Linked DNA regions of Homo sapiens: region 2 is linked to region 1. Evidence: read pairs that join two places in POLR2A ChIA-PET (ENCODE). Cell type or tissue: GM12878. All regions are shown on one strand. Links, peaks and the distances in the headings refer to the core of each region. The heading gives the core; the rest is flanking DNA. Region 1 overlaps EEF1A1-AS1 (EEF1A1 antisense RNA 1). Region 2 overlaps SLC17A5 (solute carrier family 17 member 5).

What was found. Peaks named below come from ENCODE experiments on the same cell type or tissue, not always from the same donor. Only the 100,000 strongest peaks of a DNase experiment are listed, where the experiment ranks them.
Region 2: POLR2A ChIA-PET joins it to region 1 with 5 read pairs; 7 of 35 experiments call an interaction of 5 or more read pairs at or near these places.

Annotation. Positions count from the first base shown.
Region 1 is chr6:73,558,015-73,563,391 of GRCh38, reverse strand. All of the region lies in intron 3 of EEF1A1-AS1 (EEF1A1 antisense RNA 1), which reads right to left. Among named protein-coding and RNA genes, the nearest start is that of EEF1A1-AS1, 37 kb to the right of the region's middle. RefSeq lists enhancers at 2,302-2,441, 2,452-2,511. In GM12878, for the core only: no CTCF peak of the experiment used is centred there; DNase peaks (open chromatin) are centred at 2,281, 2,721, 2,891 and 4,578; H3K4me3 peaks cover 717 bases; H3K27ac peaks cover 1,589 bases.
Region 2 is chr6:73,630,883-73,636,259 of GRCh38, reverse strand. It overlaps SLC17A5 (solute carrier family 17 member 5), which reads left to right. Exons shown (of 11, transcript NM_012434.5): 6 at 760-878. Among named protein-coding and RNA genes, the nearest start is that of SLC17A5, 20 kb to the left of the region's middle. In GM12878, for the core only: no CTCF peak of the experiment used is centred there; no DNase peak of the experiment used is centred there.

The DNA of each region.
Region 1 (5,377 bases), core at 107-5,106:
TGGGAGGCTGAGGCAGGAGAATCACTTGAACCCGGGAGGTGGAGGTTGCAGTGAGCCAAGATCACGCCATTGCACTCCAGCTTGGGCGACAGAGCGAGACTCTGTCTCAAGAAAAAAAAAATTTTTTTTTAAATTTATCTGTTTGTTATCTAAGAATATTCATTAAAAATCAAATACTGGCTGGGCACGGTGGCTCACTCCTGTAATCCCAGCACTTTGGGAGGCGAGGTGGGCAGATCACCTGAGGTCAGGAGTTCGAGACCAGCCTGGCCAACATGGTGAAACTCTGTCTCTACTAAAAATACAAAAACTAGCCAGAAGTGGTGGCGAGTGCCTGTAGTCCCAGCTACTCAGGAGGCTGAGGTGGGACAATCGCTTGAACTCAGGAGGCAGAGGTTGCAGCGAGCCGAGATCCTGCAGCTGCATTCCAGCCTGGGCAACATGGCAAGACTCCATCTAAAAAAAAAAAAAAAAAAAAAGGAATCAAACACTGTTTTAGGCTTTCAGGATACAAGGTTAAAAACAAATAAAAAGATCTCAACTGAGATTTACGATTAATAATTCTGTTTTATGATATAACTGTAGTCATACTTCATAGACAAATAAAATAATACCTAATGATTGCACAATCACAGATACGAACTTTAGAGATTGGAGCCTAAATCTCCAAAACTATAACATCCAGGAGCAGAAATCCAAATCATTTCTTACATTATACACCCCCTTAAAGCATAAAAAAAAATTAAAAAAGAAAAAAGGCAAATGGGAATGAGATTCCATTCTCTTTGGGGAATAGTCACTAGGCCAATGACAGGAATAGGATGAATTCCTTGCTTATCCATTCCCTAGTTACCTTCTGATAAGGTTAGAAGGTAGTAACCCCTGAATGTACCCATGTAGACCCAAATTGGTTCCTGGTGATACTAGGTATTCATGCACTGTTGGATAAATTCAACTAATCCCTTTGAAAATTTCCAGTAGCAAGTGAACATTATTATTTTCCAAGTCTTTTCCCAATTGCAAAGGGGCCTCTGTCAAATGTCTGGGTCAATGGTTAAAATGTCGAAGCCTTTTGGTGACTTAGAAAATTCTAAACTTGGCCGGGCACAGTGGCTCACACCTGTAATCCTAGCACTTTGGGAGGCCGAGGCAGGCAGATCACGAGGTCAGGAGTTTGAGACCAGCTTGGCCAATGTGGCAAAACCCCATCTCTACTAAAAATACAAAAATTAGCTGGGCATGGTGGCGTGTGCCTGTAGTCTCAGCTACTCTGGAGACTGAGGCAGAAGAATCACTTGAACCAGGGAGTTGGAGGTTGCAGTGAGCCAAGATCGTGCCACTGCATTCCAGCCTGGGCAACAGAGTGAGACTCTGTCTCAGAAAAAAAAAAAAAAAAAGAAAATTCTAAACTTTAGAGATAGAGCTTGAGCTATTAGCACTGACATTTAGTTATCAGTCAGGTATCAAGAAAGCTATGGTAATAGGGCCGGGTGCGGTGGCTCACGCCTATAATCCCAGCACTTTGGGAGGCCGAGGCGGGCGGATCACGATGTCAGGAGATCGAGACCATCCTGCCTAACACGGTGAAACCCTGTCTCTACTAAAAATACAAAAAATTAGCCAGGCACGGTGGCGGGCGCCCGTAGTCCCAGCTACTTGGGAGGCTGAGGCAGGAGAATGGCGTGAACCCGGGAGACGGAGCTTGCAGTGAGCCGAGATGGCGCCACTGCACTCCAGCCTGGGCAACAGAGCGAGACTCCGTCTCAAAAAAAAAAAAAAAAAGAAAGAAAGCTACGGTAATAGAGTGATGGGATTAGGGTGTTTACTGAGATTTTAATTCTTTCCTCTTTGTGTATGTTTTTGTTTGTTTGTGTGAGACACAGTCTCACTCTGTCACCCAGGCTGGAGTGCAGTATCCCGATCTTGGCTCACTGCAACGTCCACCCCCCAGCTCCAAGAGGTTCTCCTGCCTCAGCTTCCCAAATAGCTGGGATTACAGGCACCTGCCACCATGTCCAGCTAATTTTTGTATTTTTAGTAGAGAACGGGGTTTCACCATGTTGGCCACTGGTCTCGAACTCCTGACCTCAAGTGATCTGCCCGCCTCGGCTTCCAAGGTGCTGGTATTACAGGCGTGAGCCACCGCGCCCAGCCTCTAGCTCTTTGAAGTTAACTTTTTGTTTACCCTAAAATTAGTTTTAACTTTGCATAGGGGATTAATTGTCATACATAAAATCTGACTCTGCCCATTTCAGTGATTAAAATAGGATTAGAAATTGGAAGGAGGGGTTGCGGAATGATTTGTGTCCTAGAAACTGGATTTGGTAAGAAATGTTGAAAGCAGAAGTGAGATTCCTTTGAATTTTTTTTTCTTTTTCATAAGTGACATCTCTATGTCATGTCTAGTTTCTTTTCTTTTTTATTTTTTTCATTGAGGAAGGCCGGGAGACATGTCTAGTTTCTATTATGGTTATAAGCAGTGGCAATTTGCAATTATTAAGGAAGGAGAGAGGGAGAAAATTCTGGAAACTGTTTACTCTTATTTCACCTTGAGATGCCAGATTTTCTCTATTTCTATTTGCTAGCAAAGCATACCGTCACCCAAAATAGCCACTGAGTTTTCTTGTAAAAATCAAAGCAATTGTCCCTAAATACTTCATTTGTGTTCTTAGATACAAAGGCTTACAGAAGAAGATAAGTATTTCCCCTTCTTTGAGGATAAGATGGTGTGAAAACATAAAGCAAAAGAGGGCAAAAGGTTGAATATTCAAAGGTTAAGTAATTCAAAAAGAGAAACAAACAGATGGATTTTTGTCACACGTACTGTTCTTTGTTGAAAACCCTGGTAGTGGCAGAAATAGTCCAGGGCTAACGACGACCTGCATTGACTCTAGGCGCTGCAGCTTTCTGCTGTGTAAACCTTAGTCACCTCTGTGCCTTAATTCCCTAGTATTTAAAATAGAAAATATCACCAGCTACCTCGGAGTTTTTTAGGCCTTCTGCCAGATTTTTTTTTTTAAAAGTGCTTCAAAGCTATTTCATAGGTACTTGTGGGCTTTTCCTGGGTTTTTTCAAGGATGATGTCACAGATCCTATATCAAAAAGAACATGTATTTCTGTTCATTTGGGGTTTTCTTTTTTCTTTTTTCTTTTTGAGTCAGAGTCTCACTGTCGCCCAGGCTGGAGTGCAGTGGTGCGACCTCGGCTCACTGCAACCTCCGCCTCCCAGGTTCAAGCGATTCTCCTGCCTCAGCCTCCCGAGTAGCTGAGACCACAGGCGCACGCCACCATACCCGGCTAATTTTTGTATTTTTAGTAGAGACAGGGCTTCACTTTGTTGGCCAGGCTGGTCTTGAACTCCTGACCTCAGGTGATCCACCTGCCTCGGCCTCCCAAAGTGCTGGGATTACAGACGTGAGCCACAGCGCCCGGCCTGTTCATTTTGTTAATGCCAAGAGTCAACAATGGGAAGAACCGGGTTCTAGGTGAAGTTTGTAACCAAACGAGGCAAAAAGGTTCGGTAGCCATTTTGAAAAGCACTTAGCCAGGCGTGGAGGCGGGCGCCTGTGATCCCAGCTACTCGGGAGGCTGAGGCAGGAGAATCACTTGAATCCGGGAGGCAGAGGTTGCAGTGAGCCGAGGTCGCGCCACTGCACTCCAGCCTGGGTGACAGAACGAGACACCATCTCAAAAATAAAAAAAAAAAATACAATAAAATACACACACACACACACACATGCACACACACACGCTCACTTAGAAAAGAAAGGCGCGAGGCCAGGCAGTGTGACTCACGCCTTTAATCCCAGCAATTTTGGAGGCCAAAGCGGGAGAATCTCTTGAGCTCAGGAGTCCAAAACCAGCCTGGGTAACATGGACAGAACCCCCTATCTCTACAAAAATTAGCCGGATGTGGTGGCACACACCTGTAATCCCAGCTACTCAGGAAGCTGAGGTGGGAGGATTACTTGAGCTCCGGAGTGGGAGGTTGCAGTGGACTAAGATCGTCCCACTGCACCCAGCCTGGGTGACAGACCAAGATGCTGTCTGGGGGTAAAAAAAAGAAAGAAAGGAAAATGTACAAGTATGGAAGTTTCTCTATGAGTAGAGAGAAACAACAGGACCAAGTGCAGCCCTAGCCTCTAGAACCTTAACTAACCAAGCCCACCACCTGCAACATACCTCTAGCTCAGTTTAGAGCCCAAGGCTCTTTGTTATTTTTGTTTAGGGAGAACAAAGGAAGGGGCAAGGTAGGGAATGAGGATGGAGAAAGAACAAAATTTGACCTCTGTAACAGCAGAGGTCAAATTAGTGAAGACAGAAAAAACGTGAGGGAAAATCAGCCTGTCTTCAGTGTGGGTGAGCTGTTCCCTAGTAGACCCCAGGTGCTGCTCCCCCTCCTGGAGGATGGGGCTCCTCCCCCTCCCTTTCCCAGCTCTGTAACTGTCCTGGGCAAAGCAAGACAATAAGCTCAGTCCTAGACACCCCCAACCCTGTAAGACATCCCTTTTCTTAGCTGCCCAGAAACCTCATATTTCAAGGTTGAAAGGATGTGGGGGCCTGTTAATACCATACTGAAATACGTATCACTTTCTGTTCACACTTGTCCCCTCCAGTGCCATCAGTCCACCCCCACCTGCCCTCCAGAGGGTGAAGGACCTGACCGACCTGTCTTTTGTGTTTCTGGATCACTAAGGCTACAGCTACTCCTTGGGACATATTGGGTGAATTAATGTGGTTGAATGATATCAGTAGTCATTCATCACAACACCCACTGGAGTGTTAAAGTTCTTTTAATTGGGAAAAGCATATAGATTACTGTTGATAAGAGAATCTGATTTTAGCTAGGCTTTCTTATGCATAAACGCAGCAAATAGAGAGGTTCCAAATCTTTTTTGCTTTTGGTTTATCTATGTATATTTATACTGGGCAATTCAAGTTAAAATATTCCTTTCAGCTTACAACCCTGATTAAAACTTCCCATTTTCTGTTTCTCCCTGAAGTCTCATCCATTAGCCTACATTTAGTCTCTAATGTAAAAAAGTAACCCAAAATCAAAAGAAAGATGAGAGCAAGATTGGTTGAAGTAGTTTTATAAAGGACAAGTCCCTAACCAACTATAAATGCCCTGACAACTATAAATGTGAATGTACTGCCACAGCCATTTGTGGTGGTGAGAATGCCTTAAACTATTTTCCCATTTTTCTGAAGAGTCAAGGGACTTCTGCCTTTAGGACTATTTAAAATATTTAAGCTGGGCACAGTGGCTCACACCTGTAATCCCAACATTTTGGGAAGCTGAGGGGGAGGATCACTTCAGCCCAGGCATTCCAGACCAGCCTGGGCAACATAGTGACACCCCCATCTTTACACACAT
Region 2 (5,377 bases), core at 273-5,272, 73 kb before region 1:
TTATTGCTCAATTTCCTTGGCAGCATGATACACATTTTTAATAAATTAGATTTTCACATAGACATGTCATGCAAGAAATATATCTGCAATCAAAATTTAAAACTCAACTAACAAAAACAGACACCTTTGGAAATATGTAGATTGTGGAAATGTATCTTCAAAAAGATTTGTCTGGTAGACCCTGATAGGCAAAGTCATGTGGTTAAAAGTTGTTTTCTTCTGGCTGGGTGCAGTGGCTCACACCTGTAATCCCAGCACTTTGGGAGGCCGAGGCGGGTGGATCACGAGGTCAGGAGTTCAAGACCAGCCTGGCCAACATGGTGGAACCCCATCTCTACTCAAAATACAAAAATTAGCCAGGCGTGGTGGCACGTGCCTGTAGTCCCAGCTACTCAGGAGGCTGAGACAGTAGAGTTGCTTGAACCCAGCAGGCGGAGGTTGCAGTGAGCCGAGATCACGTCACTGCACTCCAGCCTGTGAGACAGAGCAAGACTCTATCTCAAAAAAAAAAAAAAAAGTTGTTTTCTTCAAAATGTATAAGCAATAATACAGTTATAGCAATTATCCCATTAAAGAATTGAGAGAAACTTGAAATTGAATCCAAACTGAAGTCAGTTTTACATTGAATTTATAGTTACATAATTTTTTCAAGACATGTAAAAATTGTTGTTGGTGCTTTCTAATTTTGTGTTTTTGTTTTGTTTTGTTTGTTATTTGGTACATTCTAATTTTATCTAACTATTATTTTTCTATTTTAAGGTACTATTGGAATATTTTGGTTTCTTTTGTGGATCTGGTTAGTTAGTGACACACCACAAAAACACAAGAGAATTTCCCATTATGAAAAGGAATACATTCTTTCATCATTAAGAAATCAGGTATGGACTTTGACACATTTTAAAAATAATGTCAGAAACTTTTTTTCTTCAGAATTAAGATATCAGTTTTTAAAAATATATATTCCTATTGTGCATGCTCTAGACAAAGTAGAATAGGCAAATGAAATGAACATCCAAAGTATTGTCTGGCTGGGTGCAGTGGCTCACACTTGTAATCCCAGTCCTTTGGGGAGGTCTAGGTGGGAGGATCATTTGAGGTCAGGAGACTAGCCTAGTCAACATAGTGAGACCCTTTCTCTACAAAACATTTAAAATATTTAAAAAAAAATTTTAAATACATAAATATGAACAAAGTATTGTCTGAAGAATTTCAGTTCTTTCATTTTTTATAGAAAGTATAGTTTTATAAACTATAAAAAATATTTTTAAGTCATTTTAAAACCTTTTAGTGTAGTGATTATCAAATGAGTCTTAAGTTTGTTTTTTCCACTTGATTAGTAGAAAATAAAATGTGTTATTCATGAAAGGATTCTCATTCTGACCATTAGTTGTTAGAAAACCAACTAGTGTGTTTATACAGTTGTACATCCCAAATCTGAAAATTCTAAATCCAAAATACTCTGAAATCCAAAAGTTTTTGAGAACCCACATGATGCTCAAAGGAAATGCTCATTGGAGCATTTCAGAGTTCAGATTTTTGGATTTTAAGATTTAGGATGCTTGGCCAGCCTGATGGCTCACTCCTGTAATCCCAGCACTTTGGGAGGCTGAGGCAGGCGGATCGCCTGAGGTCAGGAGTTCGAGATCAGCCCGGCCAACATGACAAAACCCCATCTCTGCTAAAAATACAAAAATTAGCTGGGCATGGTGGCACACACCTGTAGTCCCAGCTACTCGGGAGGCTGAGACAGGAGAATTCCTTGAACCCAGGAGGCAGAGGTTGCAGTGAGCTGAGATCGTGCCACTGCACTCCAGCCTGGGTGACAGAGCAAGACTCCATCTCGAAAAGAAAAACAAGATTTAGGATGCTTAATTGGGAAGGTACGTGATACAAATATTCTAAAATCCAGAATCCAAAACACTTCTGGTTCCAAGCATTTCAGACAAGGGATATTGGACCTGTATCTATATTTTAAATGAGTGTCATTAAAGAAAGAGAACAGCACATTTATTATGATATAATATTATAATATGATATACATCTGTTTGCTCTTCTAGAGTAGGTCTTTAGAAAAAAGTTTATATCTTATTAAAACCAGATTTCAATCACTTAATCGAGCACAAAGGCAAATCACAAATAAAAATCTATAATAATTCAATATACTAAATTCTCAAACCATGGAAACAAAATGTTTGCCTTTTGAGTAGAATAAAAGAAGAACATAAAAACATTAGGAAAGATTAAAATATACACAGTTTGTTTTCAGCATTCTTGTTGGCTTCAAAGTCACTTTATTAGTTTAAGAACATAAAATATTTAAGACTTTTCCTATTAAATTGTCATGATTGATATTTTATTTTATTTTATTTATTTTTTTTTTTAGACGGAGTTTCGCTCTCTCACCCAGGCTGGAGTGTAGTGGCACAATCTCAGCTCACTGCAACCTCTATCTCCCTGGTTCAAGCAATTCTCCTGCCTCAGCCTCCTGAGTTGCTGGGATTACAGGTGCATGCCACCACTCCCAGCTAATTTTTTGTATTTTTAGTAGAGACGGGATTTCACCTTATTGGCCAGGCTGGTCTCGAACTCCTGGCCTCAAGCGATCCTCCCACCTTGGCCTCCCAAAGTGCTGGGATTACAGGCATGAACCACTGTGCCTAGCCCAAGATTGATATTTTAAATATTTATATACAATATAACCAGGCAGTAAAATTAAAAACTTAGTCTTGGCTGGGCATGGTGATTTACGCCTGTAATCCCAGCACTTTGGGAGGCTAAGGCAGGCAGTTTTCTTGAGCCCTGGAGTTCAAGACCAGCCTGGACAACATAGCGAGACCCCATCTCTAAAAAGAAGGAAAAATGTACTCTTTAACATTTCTTTTTAAGTTTTTTATTTTGCTATAAATGTCTCTACAAGCAGCTGAACTTTAAGAATTATGACCTGTCTTGATCTTTGCCAAAGATTGGCAAAAACTTAGAAACAGAAGAAATCAGCACTGTAATAAAGTTTTAACCAGGTGGAGAGCTCATATCCAAGGTTACTTGGGTCTGAGTCTTCCCAGCAAAAAAAAAAAAAAAAAAAATTAATACAAGTAAAAAAGAAAGTTTTAGCTGGGTATGGTGGCACACAAGTGCAGTTCCAGCTCCTCAGGAGGCTGAGGCAAGGGGACTGCTTAAGTCCAGCAGGTCAAGGTTGCAGTGAACTATGATCAGCCATTGCACTCCAACCTGGGCAACAGAGCAAGACCATGTCTCAAATAAATAAGTTAAGTTACTTTGAAAGTTTAGAGTCCTACCTGATGTTAATTGAGTTACCCACTTTTTTCCCCTTAAGGAACAGGTAAAAAAAATTTAACACATTATAAACAGATGTTGCCATGTAAAACTTGATATGTTTTGTCATTTTCTCAACATTGATGGGTAACAGCTTGCTTTCTCCAATATTTCATTTTTATCATGATCTTCCAGAACTGATAAAACTTTTGAGTTTGTTTAAATTTTTTAAAAAGCTTTCCCTTGGCCAGGGGTGGTGGCTCGCATCTGTAATCCCAACACTTAGGGAGGCCAAGATGGAAGGATTGCTTGGGCCCAGGAATTGAGACCAGCCTGGGCAACATGACGAGACCTCATCTCTACAAAAAATTTAAAAATTAGCCAAGCATGAGGTTATGCACTTGTAGTCCCAGCTACTCGGCTGGCTGCAGCAGGAGGATTGAGTGAGCCTGGGAAGTCAACGGTATAGTAAGCTGTGTTTGTGCCACTGCACTCCAGCTTGGGCAACAGAGCAAGACCCTGTCTTAAAAAAAAAAAAAAAAAAAAAAAAAAGCTTTCTCTACATCGATATGTGTCTTAATCTCTCCAAACTTAGGTTGTTTCTCGACACACTTCGGAAAAAGGAATATTCAGAGGCAAGAGAGTTAGGAGGAGAAGCCCAGATTGCATTCCTTTTTTTTTTTTTTTTTTTTTTTGAGTCTAGCTCAGTGCCCAGGCTGGAGTACAGTGGCACCATCACAGCTCAGTGCAGCCTCAACCCTACAGGTTCAAGCAGTCTTCCCACCTCAGCCTCTCGAGTAGCTGGGACTACAGGTGCACACCACCATGCCTAGCTAATTATTTTTTGTAGAGACGGAGTCTCGCTATGATGATCAAGCTGGTCTCAAACTGCTGGGCTTAAGGAGTCTTCCTGCCTAAGACTCCCAAAATGCTGGGATTACAGGCATGAGTCACCTTGTACAACCAGACTGCATTCTTAAAGCACATGACGTTATAGTTGACAGTGTTGTAAAATGATGTGTTACGTGAAGCTGCATCTTTAAATCTTGGACCCAAGAAATGTGCAGCATCTACTCATTCATTCTTTAAACATTTTTTTTTGAAACTTTACTATGACCTAGGTTCTTTGTCAGCTGAGGACTTAAAAATGAATAAGAGGAAAAAAATAAAACATGGTTCCTGTGGGGCCCAAGGTCTCCAGAGGGAGACAGACATGGATGGACAGAATTTCAATACAATATAGCCTGCATAATGCAGTGCTGTAAGGTACAGGACATCTTTGGAACAGAGAAGGTGGCAGTCCTCAGCCAGCCTGGGGCAGACAGGAAAAGCTTCCTTGTGTCAGTGCCTTTTGGCCAAAGGAACACACTTGTAGTTGAACAAGTTGGGTTTCTTGGTTCGTTGCAGTGAGGAAGAAAGCACACCATGAAGAACCATGGGGCATCTTAGTGCAGAGTTGAGAGGAACTTGTTGCAGTTTAGACTTGCAGTAGGTGACTTTGGGAAGGGTTTAAAGAATCAATATTTTGCTCTGGATTTGATAATTCTATGATGAATTTTTATCTAGAAGGTGGGGTAAAGCTGTGATTAGTAAGGGCACAGCAGTCACTCATATTAGCTGGGAGAGGAAGATGTTTCGCATTTTTTGTAGTTTATGGCATTTGTGTTTTTGTCTGTGCTCAGACATGACTGTGGAGTGGTTTTTTTTCTTTTTCTTCTTCTTTTTAGAGACAGGGTCTCGCTCTGTCTCCCGGACTGTCATGCAGTGGGGTGATCTCAGCTCACTGTAAAGTGGTCTTATTTTTGTCTTGCTCCAGCATGCTCATAGAGTGGCCTGGTTTCGGTTCAACAGGACAACCCCAGGCCTAGATGTTAGAACCAGGACAGTTTAGCTTACCGCAGCCCAGGACTGCTTTTTTTCTTTTTTTTTTTTTTTCTTTTGAGACAGAGTTTTGCTCTTTTTGCCCAGGCTGAAGTACAATGGCACGATCTCAGCTCACTGCAACATCCGCCTCCCAGTTTCAAGTGACTCTCCTGCCTCAGCCTCCCGAGTAGCCGGGATAACAGGTGTGCACCACCACACCCAGCTAATTTTGTATTTTTAG